Linked DNA regions of Homo sapiens: region 2 is linked to region 1. Evidence: chromatin contacts called from ENCODE Hi-C data. All regions are on one chromosome and are shown on one strand. The core of a region is the stretch at or near the end of the contact, and the rest is flanking DNA. Distances in the headings are between cores, read along the strand shown.

The links. Hi-C counts contacts between places; a loop is a spot of excess contacts on that map. Pooled maps may share reads with other maps.
Region 2: a loop to region 1 is called in a map of IMR-90, with 15 times the contacts of the local background. The contact joins two enhancer-like sites. A Hi-C loop is called at or near these places in 37 of 168 maps with a recorded cell type or tissue (A673, CD14-positive monocyte, CD4-positive, alpha-beta T cell and 23 more), 10 of 37 single-sample maps with no recorded cell type and 41 of 50 pooled maps.

What each region holds. Positions count from the first base shown.
Region 1 is chr20:6,071,763-6,076,922 of GRCh38, forward strand. It overlaps FERMT1 (FERM domain containing kindlin 1), which reads right to left. Exons shown (of 15, transcript NM_017671.5): 15 at 3,083-5,160. Among named protein-coding and RNA genes, the nearest start is that of LRRN4, 20 kb to the left of the region's middle. RefSeq lists a silencer at 2,523-2,672. Within about 2 kb of position 2,440, at least 6 of the 41 ENCODE cell types and tissues checked have a DNase peak (open chromatin) inside an H3K27ac peak, as active enhancers do.
Region 2 is chr20:5,783,517-5,788,676 of GRCh38, forward strand. The region is part of intron 2 of SHLD1 (shieldin complex subunit 1); the gene reads left to right. Among named protein-coding and RNA genes, the nearest start is that of SHLD1, 36 kb to the left of the region's middle. Within about 2 kb of position 3,880, at least 5 of the 41 ENCODE cell types and tissues checked have a DNase peak (open chromatin) inside an H3K27ac peak, as active enhancers do.

The DNA.
Region 1 (5,160 bases), core at 1,190-3,689:
GAGCCCTGACCCCAGGCCTTGCTGCAAGCCCTACTCTTTCCTTACAGTTTTATATATATATTTATTTATTTATATTATATATATATTTATATATTTATTTTAAAATTTTATTTTTAGAGAATAAAATTTTCTCAGGGTCGTGCTTTGTCGCCCGGGCTGGAGTGCAGTGGTGCAGTCATAGCTGTCTATATTTTTGAACTTAATTTGCCTTCCCTGTTACCGGCCCCATTTATGTCCATCAACACATCTCTTGAGTCAGAGGGCACAGGCTTGGGGTGTTGGGCCCTTCCCTCCCCCAGATCCTCTGCTCCTCTCACACAGGGCTCTGCCTTCTCTCCACGCTCCACTTTTGCAACTGAGGGATGTCAGAGGGCAGCCAGAGGCCTCCCCGCCCAACTTCCAGGGGTGAAGAAGAGAGACACTATCCTGTTAAGTCCCCATGCAGCTTTTGTCATTTGCAGTGGCTAGGGAGAAGCGGCTATAGGACTTTTCCTCTGTGATGACTGAAGACACTGCAGCACATGGGGAATTATGGGTGTTTTTGGAGCTCACAGAGTAAGTTGGAGAAAAGAGGTAAATCCTTTTAGTGGAAAGAATCTTCCCCACAGGTGTTAGTCAGGAGCATTCTCATTCAGGTTTTTTAAAAATTGGGACTCCTCTGAGATAACTGAGCCTTTACAAAAATTATTATGATTATTTTAAATAGAGACAGGGTCTTGCTGTTGCCCAGGCTGGTCTTGAACTCCTAGGCTCAAGCAATCCTTCCGCCTTGGCTTCCCAAAATGCTGGGATTACAGATGTGAGCCACCACACCCGGCCAATCACTGAGTCTTGATGCAACATGAGATGTGTGTGCAAATGTCAGGATAGCTTTTTCTTTTCGGTTTTTGTTTGTTTGTTTGTTTTGTTTGTTTTGTTTTTGTTTTTTTGAGATGGAGGAGTCTCGCTCTTTCACCCAAGCTGGAGTGCAATGGTGTGATCTCGGCTCATCGCAATCTCTGCCTCCCAGGTTCAAGTGATTCTCCTGCCTCAGCCTCCCGAGTAGCTGGGATTACAGGCAGGTGCCACCACACCTGGCTAATTTTGTATTTTTAGTAGAGACGGGGTTTCTCCATTTTGGTTAGGCTGGTCTCGAACTCCCGACCTCAGGTGATCCTCCTGCCTCGGCCTCCCAAAATGCTGGGATTACAGGCGTGAGCCACCGTGCCCGGCCTCCCCTCTTTCTGATAGCACTCAATATTTCCACACAACTCCAGTGAGGTTCAAGGAATTGGAAAAACTTTGAAGCAAGTGAGGGCCAAGGGCTTCACTTTTTCAGTTTTTCAGATTTTCCAGCTATGATTTCCTGGACTCAAGAGTCCTTGGCTGTAGGGTGCATGAGAAGGAAAGATGGGTGAAATAACAAAGAGGAATGTTCCCTTTCTGTCTCCTACCACTGAGAGATTCTGGGGTGACAGGAGTGGAAGGGGGAGAGGCAGGAAAGTCACGCTATGTGAGAAAATAATTAAAATGAATATAGAGATACTAAATGTAGAAGCCAATTTTTTTTTTTTTTTTTGAGACAGGGTCACTGAGGCTGGAGTGTGATGGCATGATCATAGCTCACTGCCACCTTGAACTCCTGGAGCTCAAGGGATCCTCTCATCTCAGCCTCCCAAGTAGCTAGGACTACAGGCATGTGCCACCATGCCCAGCTAATTTTTTAAAATCTTTGTAGAGATGGGGTCTTGCTGTGTTGCCCAAGCTGGTCTTGAACTCCTGGGCTCGGGTAAGCCTCCTGCCTTGGCCTCCCAAAGTGCTGGGATTACAAGGTGAGCCACTATGCCCAGCCCCCAAAAATAAATCTTGTGAGTTAAAAATAAAATTTTAAAGTGATTTTAGAAGACAGATATTATAAAATATCTTGACTTCTTGTATTAAATGAGTTTTCAAATTAAAGCTTCCTCATTTCCTTACTTTTCTGACCGTGGGACTAAAAATGAAACTTTCCCAAAATTAAGCACGGTGGCTCACGCCTGTAATCCCAGCACTTTGGGAGGCCGAGGCAGGCGGATCACCTGAGGTCAGGAGTTCAAGACTAGCCTGACTAACATGCAGAAACCCCGTCTCTACTAAAAAAAATACAAAATTAGCCAGGCGTGGTGGTGCATGCCTGTAGTCCCAGCTACTCGGGAGGCTGAGGCAGGAGAATCGCTTGAACCTGGGAGGCGGAGGTTGTGGTTAGCTGAGATCACGCCATTGCTCTCCAGCCTGGGCAACAAGAGTGAAACTCCATCTCAAAAAACAAAAACAAAAATTAAAACAAAGAAAAAAACAACAACACTCTAAGCACCTCATTTCTCTGGCTCCCAGACCTTTTTGGTCCAGCCTCTCCTCCCACAGCTAACTGCTCTTAATGCCCCTGGTTCTCTCTTACTGGTATGAGCCTGAGCTCAGGAACGCCTGCTCTGGAGCTAGGGTAAGGGGCATTTCAAGGCTGGGCAAGGCTGGGAAGGAAGGGTGGGGTTTGCTGGGTTAAGCTTAGTGGCTTCTGGAGTCAAGACAAACACTGCTCATTGGCAGTGTGACCCTGGGCAAGTTCACCTTCTGAACCTTTCTCCTTTGTAGAGGAAGCCATTTCTACCCTCTGTGGGCTGACAGGAGAATTGCACAAAGGGATATCTATAAACTGCATGTCACTAAAGCAAAGTGCCCTCAACACTCAGCCATCAGAATCAGAGGCTTCTGCTGTTCTATTGCCGCTGGGGATCTTTGCTTGCTGGTGTGTGTGTGTGTGTGTGTGTTTTAATATAGAACTGGAAAGAGACAAAAGAGCTCATGATAAGGCAGGATATGCCAGGAAATCTGTGACCAAGTCAGTGAGAAAGGAGTTGAAACCAGCGGGTAAGTGAGGTTTCTAAGGGGCTCTCTGAGGACCCCTGGAATCTGCCACTCCCCACACCACGGGAGGGAACGACCCGGAATCTTGGCGCTGTGAGGAGAGACACATGTTAGACCTCAGAGTTGCAGTCCCTTTTCATAAGAGAGGAAAAAGTCACCTTTTTGGAGACAGTAGGTTGGAGAGGACACAACAGGACCGTACTCAAATCCATATAAATCTTTTACTTAAAAGTCATATAAAAGAATAAAAAATGCAGATTTCTGAATCAACTGTAGATAAGGAAGCAAATGATGTTGAAAGGTGCCCATTAATTTAAAATTTCATCATAGGAATTTGGGTGACCTTTTGCACTCAGTATTAAAAAAAACCATCAAGTTGCTCTTTGGAACAGTAGCATTTAGGTTTGTTTTTTTTTTTTTTTGTCACACTTGTTTATTTCTTTGGGATGTTGCTGTGTGTCATGGAAGAAACGCTCCCCTGAAAACTGTAACCAAACAAAGTTTGGTTAAAACAAAGTTGGTTCCTTTGTTTTCATGGAAATGTCAGACAACTATGAAAAGCTAAGGAAGCATGTTGAACTGAAGGTCTGGCTTTGGTAAATTAGGCAGAGATGTTCTCAGCAGCAAACAGGTAAAATCTGACATCGAGAAGCATTATTTTAATGTAGGACCAGTTATAATCTTAAAGAACTGACTAGGTTCTAAAATAATAGAACTGAGAAATAGGACTGAGAAATGACCAACATCAAGTATATACGGTACACTTAGCACTTGTTTCTATAGAAAACATTTCAAATCAAGTTCTTTATGATGTGAACCAGATTTTCCAAATGCCTAAACCACTTCTGAGCTTTAAGCAAGGCCTCAGAAATTCAGCGGGTGCCTGGGAGGCTTCATTCACATTCACCTCTAAGGAGAGGCTAAAAGAGGAATTTCCAGATGGCAGCTACTGGCTCAGAACCAGGGGGTCCCTTGCCAAGTCTGTCTCTATGTGGCTCCCGGAATTGCTGAGGTCTCACTTCTCAGAGGGCTTTGATGGAAAATAAAGCAACAGCTGACGCTCACGGGCCTCGGAACTCTGGCCAGGCTCCCTGAGGGGTGCATCCTAGGAGAACTGAAAAATGGGATTGGAGCTTTTGCCTTATCCTTACACCCCAAGTTCTTTGTGTGGCAGAACATCTATGAAAAAATAATAAAATATTGTCTGATATTTCCCTTTACTTCTGGTATTGCTTTTGACCTTCTCAAAACCCACCCCTCCCACCTCTAACAAACCAAAATGGAAAATGACAATTCAGGCAGCTGTTAATTGGCTCACTCTCTCAAGGCAAGCACTGTCTCAAGGCAGTCTCAAGGCAGAGATGACACAGCAAAAAACAGAGGGGGAGAAAAAAGTCTATTATTGGCTTGTGATTTACAAAAGCCAAAGTCCTTTAGATAAAAGGCCAGGAGTCGTACCAACATAGATACCAAATCCAGGAGAACACAGACCAGCGATAAGAGGGACGCTTCCCCATGACCCAGACCAGCCTAAAGCCCCTGTGGGGGCAGCCAGTGGGGAGCTGTCAGACCTTGGACATGGTGGTCTTTGAGAATGGGTCTGCCCTTCTCTCCCTGACCAGTTGGGATAGACACCTGACTGGAATCCTTGACACTGGCAGGTGTTTCTATGAACAGAGAGGACTGTGCCTGTCTTCCTGAATCCCAACCCAGAGTAGAAGCAGTGGAGACATGGATCTGGGTTGAGAAATGGGTTTTCCTGTCCCCCTGTGTCACCCACATCTTCACAAAGGACTTACAGGTGGCTGAGAGATCTGTAGGAATGGAATGGGGCTTGCAGGTGGCCCCAGAAATCTGAGGAGACCAATGACTAAGACCAGATGTGGGTCAGTGGTCATCTTGGCAGGTATCACTGTGGACAGATGACACTGAGGGCCACTCCTCTGACCTTGGGTTGTCAACTGCTACCTGGTAGCCCCACCCCTCCCCTTTCTACCCCTAGACCTTGGCCTCCAGGGAAAAAGTGTGTGTAGGAACTCCCTCTGCCATTTTGAAAAGACAGGAGCTAAAAGCAGTTCCATGAAGGACAGGCGTTTCGTTTCATACCTGAGTTTGTGAAATAAGAGTTGTTCTTGCTACACGTGATTTTTACCTTTCTGTCTTCTCCATTGACTTAGTAATGAGACAGATCAGCACGAGGATAACTTGTAGCCATACACCTGGCAGGTTCTGCAAGTCAGAGAACTGTAACCACATGCTGGGCCTTAGAGCAATCTTAGG
Region 2 (5,160 bases), core at 2,630-5,129, 290 kb before region 1:
CCCAGCCTCCTAGATTGAGTTATGCAGATTCAGCTATCTAGACTGGATTTTCAGCTCCAGAATCGGATTTTGAGCTCTTTGCATGCTGCTGTTAGAAGGCAGCAGTGAATTTTAATTGTATGGCCTGAGGCGTGAAGGATAAACCATAAGTGTATATGACTGAGGCTCACAGAGTTAGAGAAGGTTACAGTCTCCGAGCTGGTGGTTCCTCACAGCTCTTTAGGAACTACAAGTTTGAGATTGAGTGGGGTCATGAGCTTGTGGGGCCCTGGATGCTCTACCTTATGCATCCAGGCAGGCATTCATCCAAAGAAAGGGTGCCAGAACCAGGAGGAGTTCGAAAACCACTAAGCGGCCGGGTGCGGTGGCTCACGCCTGTAATCCCAGCACTTTGGGAGGCCGAGGCTGGTGGATCACTTGAAGCCAGGAGTTTGAGACCAGCCTGGTCAACATGGCAAAACGCCGTCTCTACTAAAAATACAAAAATTAGCCAGGTTGGTGGTGTGAGCCTGTAATTCCAGCTACTCAGGAGGCTGAGGCAGGAGAATTGCTTGAACCCGGGAGGCGGAGGTTGCAGTGAGCCGAGATGGCGCCACGGGCACTCCAGCCTGGGCGACAAAGTGAGACTGTCTTAAAAAAAAAAAAAAGAAAAAAGAAAACCACAGAGCCCAGCTAATCCTCTCATTTTCCACATGGGGAAGTTGAATCCCAGGATAATGAAGAAAATCACCCAAGGCCATGTAGTAACCTGGCAACTCCTATTTTCTGGGTGACCCTCTGTGCAGACTAACTGTAACTTCTCTATCCCTTCTTTAAAACTAAAAAAGTATAGTTCTCTATAACTTTCGATATGTACTGCTAAATTATGTGTCACATTAAATAGTCACTGGAGAGGATAATAATAGAATTATTTTATTTATTTATTTATTTTTAATTTTTTTTATTTTATTTTTGAGTTGGAGTCTCCTCTGCTGTCCAGGCTGGAGTGCAGTGGCGCGATCTCGGCTCACTGCAAGCTCCGCCTCCCGGGTTCACGCCATTCTCCTGCCTCAGCCTCCCGAGTAGCTGGGACTACAGGCGCCCGCCACCACGCCCGGCTAATTTTTTATATTTTTAGTAGAGACGGGGTTTCACCGTGTTAGCCAGGTTGGTCTCGATCGCCTGACCTTGTGATCCGCCCGCCTCAGCCTCCCAAAGTGCTGGGATTACAGGCGTGAGCCACCGCGCCCGGCCCAGAATTATTTTTAAAAGCTCAAGAATGTTATTTGCCACCTGTGACATCTCTCGTTGTTCCTCACTCTTAAGTTTCAAGGGCACGTGCTATGGGGGAAGAGGCTTATTTACTTCTGTGTACTTTGCCTGCAGTCACAGTTTTAAAAAGAAATCCCAACTGAGTTGAAAAACTGGCCATGTTACTGTCTCAAGCCACACCTCCGGGGCACTTATCTGCCGAGTCCAGGTGCACAGCAGTGTGACCTCATGTTCTGGCCTGATAGCTCCTCTCAAGGGCTTCTTCAAGTAAGCATTCATCTGACTTTTTACTCAGCTATGTCTTCTTAAAATACAAGGAAACAACTTGATTACAATAGTCAATCCCAAAGACCGTAGGCCATAAGACCCCCATTTCAAACAGACACCGTCACTAGTTTCATTCATTGTTATGTATTTATGAGATAAAGGCTATACACAAGGGAAGACCAAAAGATGGCTGGTTTTTCCATTTGTTGTGCACTTACATTTCAGGCACTGTGCTATGCATTTCACACACGTTGTTCTTTTGATTCTCACAGCCACACCCAAGAAGTAAATCCTATTATGATCTCCTTGTTACTCATGAGGAAACAGTTTTAGAGAGGCTCGTTTCATATTAATGTTACCCACAGACTGGTGGAAATCTGAGACTCAAACCTGGGTCAGGTTGACTGCAAAGGCAGACCTTTAAAGAAATGCAGACATCTAGGTATGATTACATACTATGCATTAAGAATTAAGCTTTAGGCCAGGCACGATGTCTCACGCCTGTAATCCCAGCACTTTGGGAGGCCAAAGTGGGCGGATCACCTGAGGTCAGGAGTTCGAGACCAGCCTGGCCAACACAGTGAAACCCCGTCTCTACTAAAAATACAAAAATTAGCTGGGCATGGTGGTACACGCCTGTAGTCTCAGCTACTCGGGAGGCTGAGACAGGAGAATTGCTTGAACCCGGGAGACAGAGGTTGCAGTGAGCCGAGACTGTGCCACTGCACTCCAGCCTGGGTAACAGAGTAAGACTCCGTCTCCAAAAAAAAAAAAAAAAAGCTTTAAATATGCAGTTACTTCTTTAAGTCTGAGCTAGCATCTTTCTACTAAGTCAGTATCTTCAAGCCGATATTGGTACCCTGTCAGGGTGACTGTGACTCCTGGTCCACTGGACCAGCATTGTGTCCACTCTTCACTGTGCTCTCCTTTCCATTTCTCCCATCTTCCTGTTGTGGAAGAAGCTTGAACTACTTGTGCACTAATTGGAGAGAAGGTGTTGGGGCTCAGAAAGCAGTACCCCAAAATGAAGGTCTCTGCAGCAGCCTCAGAAGCAAAAGTTTTCCTTTGACCTTTGTCTGCCCTCTTGTCTGAGTCTCATTCTCCACCCAAGGCCAGCCATAGAAGCTAGAATCCCTCTTCCCCAAGGTGGGTCATAGAAACCAGAACCCCCTTTCTCCAAACCAGCCATAGAACCTAAAAATATTACTCTAATTTTCCCTCTGCCTTTCTGGGTAAAACTTGGCCATAAAGAAATTATCTGGCTGGGTGCAGTGGCTCACCCTTGTGATCCCAGCACTTTGGGAAGCCGAGACGGGAGGTTCGCTTGAAGCCAGGAGTTCGAGACCAGCCTGGCCAACATAGCAAGACCTCGCCTCTACAAATAAAATAAATTAACTGGGCATGGTAGCATGCACCTACAGTCCCAGGTACTTAGGAGGCTGAGGTGGGAGGATTGCTTGAGCGCAGGAGGTTGGGGCTACAGTAAGCTACAGTCGTGCCACTGCACTTTAACCTGAGTGACAGAATGAGACCTCATCTCTTTTAAATTAAAAAAAAAAAGAAAAGAAAAATTATCTGACCTACTTTGTTTGACTGTAGGTGATAAGACCCCCATTTCAGAGAAGGTCCTGTCCCATGCCCTGAAGGAAGGAGCGCTGCTCAGAGAGGCCAAGAAGAATCTAGACAGACAGGCCTTGCTGGGCTCCCCACTGAATCTATTAACATTAGATCTTACCTTTTTTGTTCAATCATATTTCTACACTTTGATTCCCCTTTCCCAGTGCCTCCCATCTGCCCCAGTGAATATGGGCAGGGAAGGGGAATCTCTGCCCCAGGAAGACAAAAAGGCTTCTCAAGCCAGATCATTTGATCATTTGTTGAATTGGCAGGATCCTCTCATGTGTGCCTCCTGACCACACTGCTATTTCTGCTGTTGTAGAAATATGAAGGTCTTATTTCTACAACAAAGTCCATAGTTTATTGAACCTAAGCATAAAAATGGACAATTTCCCCTGTATCTTTGGGTTTGCATTCTGAAGGCTTCAGTGCATACACATTAAATAAATTTGTATGCCTTTCTCCCATCAATCAATCTGCCTCATGTCAGTGATTTTCAACAAACCTCCAGGGGGCCAAGGGCCTTGGTCCCCACAAAGGCATTGCCTTCTCAGTTAAATTTCTCACACCAGGTAGGATCCAACTTCTTATGTGAAAACCCAGGGAAGAAAACAAGTCAGGAATTTTAACTCCCTTTGCTGGAATCAATGAAGCCCTTGATCACTTTTTCTACCCAGAAGAAATTTTCTCATCTGGTGCCAGAACTCTTCTTATTCTTGGCTCTTTGCCCTTGAAGTTGCTGTTTGTCTGCTGAGTGGCTGCCCTTGGCCAACCTTTTAGCTCCCTGGAGTTTTTGATAGTTGGCTTTTGGTAACATGCTTGAAGTTACAAAAACCCAGCTTATTAGAACATAACTTTTAAGGATAAAGGCTTTTATGTTAATTCCTGGGTCCCCCATGTTTGACTGACCAGGTTCATGTTTTGCCCACTGCCTGGCCTAATCACACAATGCCTGCAGCTTCTGCCTGCTACGCCTAGACCCTGGTGTGAGTAGGGAATAAGGGTCAGTCAGTTCCTGGCACATGGTAGGTGCTCAGTAAAGGCTGGTGAATGAATAAATGAAAAACACATATAAGTGAAACTTGATAAGGTTTAAAAATGGAGATCAAGTATTTATCACGGTGCCCTGCTCATCCATTTGTAAAATTATCATAAAATTTAAAGCTCTGTGTGATCTGTGTAGGATAATATAACATTTCTAAGTTAAAAGCATATATTATTACATAAGCCCTGCAGATTTGTTTAACTCTTGACTAGAAAGTCAACTAGTCTCTCTCAAAAGCCCCTGGCTTTTTTTCCTTGAAAAGAAAACAAGTAGAGAAATGAACAGCTGTAAGGAGATATAGTGCTACTGAGAATAGAATGTTATTCCTACATTTCCCCATCATGAAGAAAGCATGTTCCTAGTGGAGTTGTTTCTTTTTTAGCAAATATTTCTGTAATAACCATGTATGCAATTATGGCTTTAAGGATACCCCTAAATTGCTTTCAAAGCTATTTTCTTAAGAAAACTGTATTCCATATTTTAAGTATGTGAGGTTTTTTTCCTTCTTAAAAATAATACAATTGAGGGGCAAATTTAAATAAATTGTAAAAAACAAAAAAACAGAGGTGTACCCCCATTTCTTCCTAGTATATTCAGTAGTTGTTGTTTTGTCCAGAATTTTCTTTTACAAATTGGAAAATATTAGGGATTGTAAAATGCAGTATAAATAAGATGAGGAAGTGACCCTCAGACTAACACCATTTTAGAAGTTGAGTTTGAGGAAAAATGGTTAAAATAATATTGCATGTTTTCAGCCAATAATACCCAGAGAGCTGCTGCTCTGAGCCTAGGCCTGGAGGTGGTGCCTGGCGAGTTCTTGCTATCAGACAGTGTTTGAGTCTACTGCCCTCTGGTGGCTACTTGTTACACTTTCCTGAGCCTTACTGAGAAAAAGAATTTAAACGTACCAGATGTGTGTTAAACCTTTCTCATTTGTTCTTTGCAGAGTTCTGTGCCTACTCGAGGTAGAATTAAAAGTT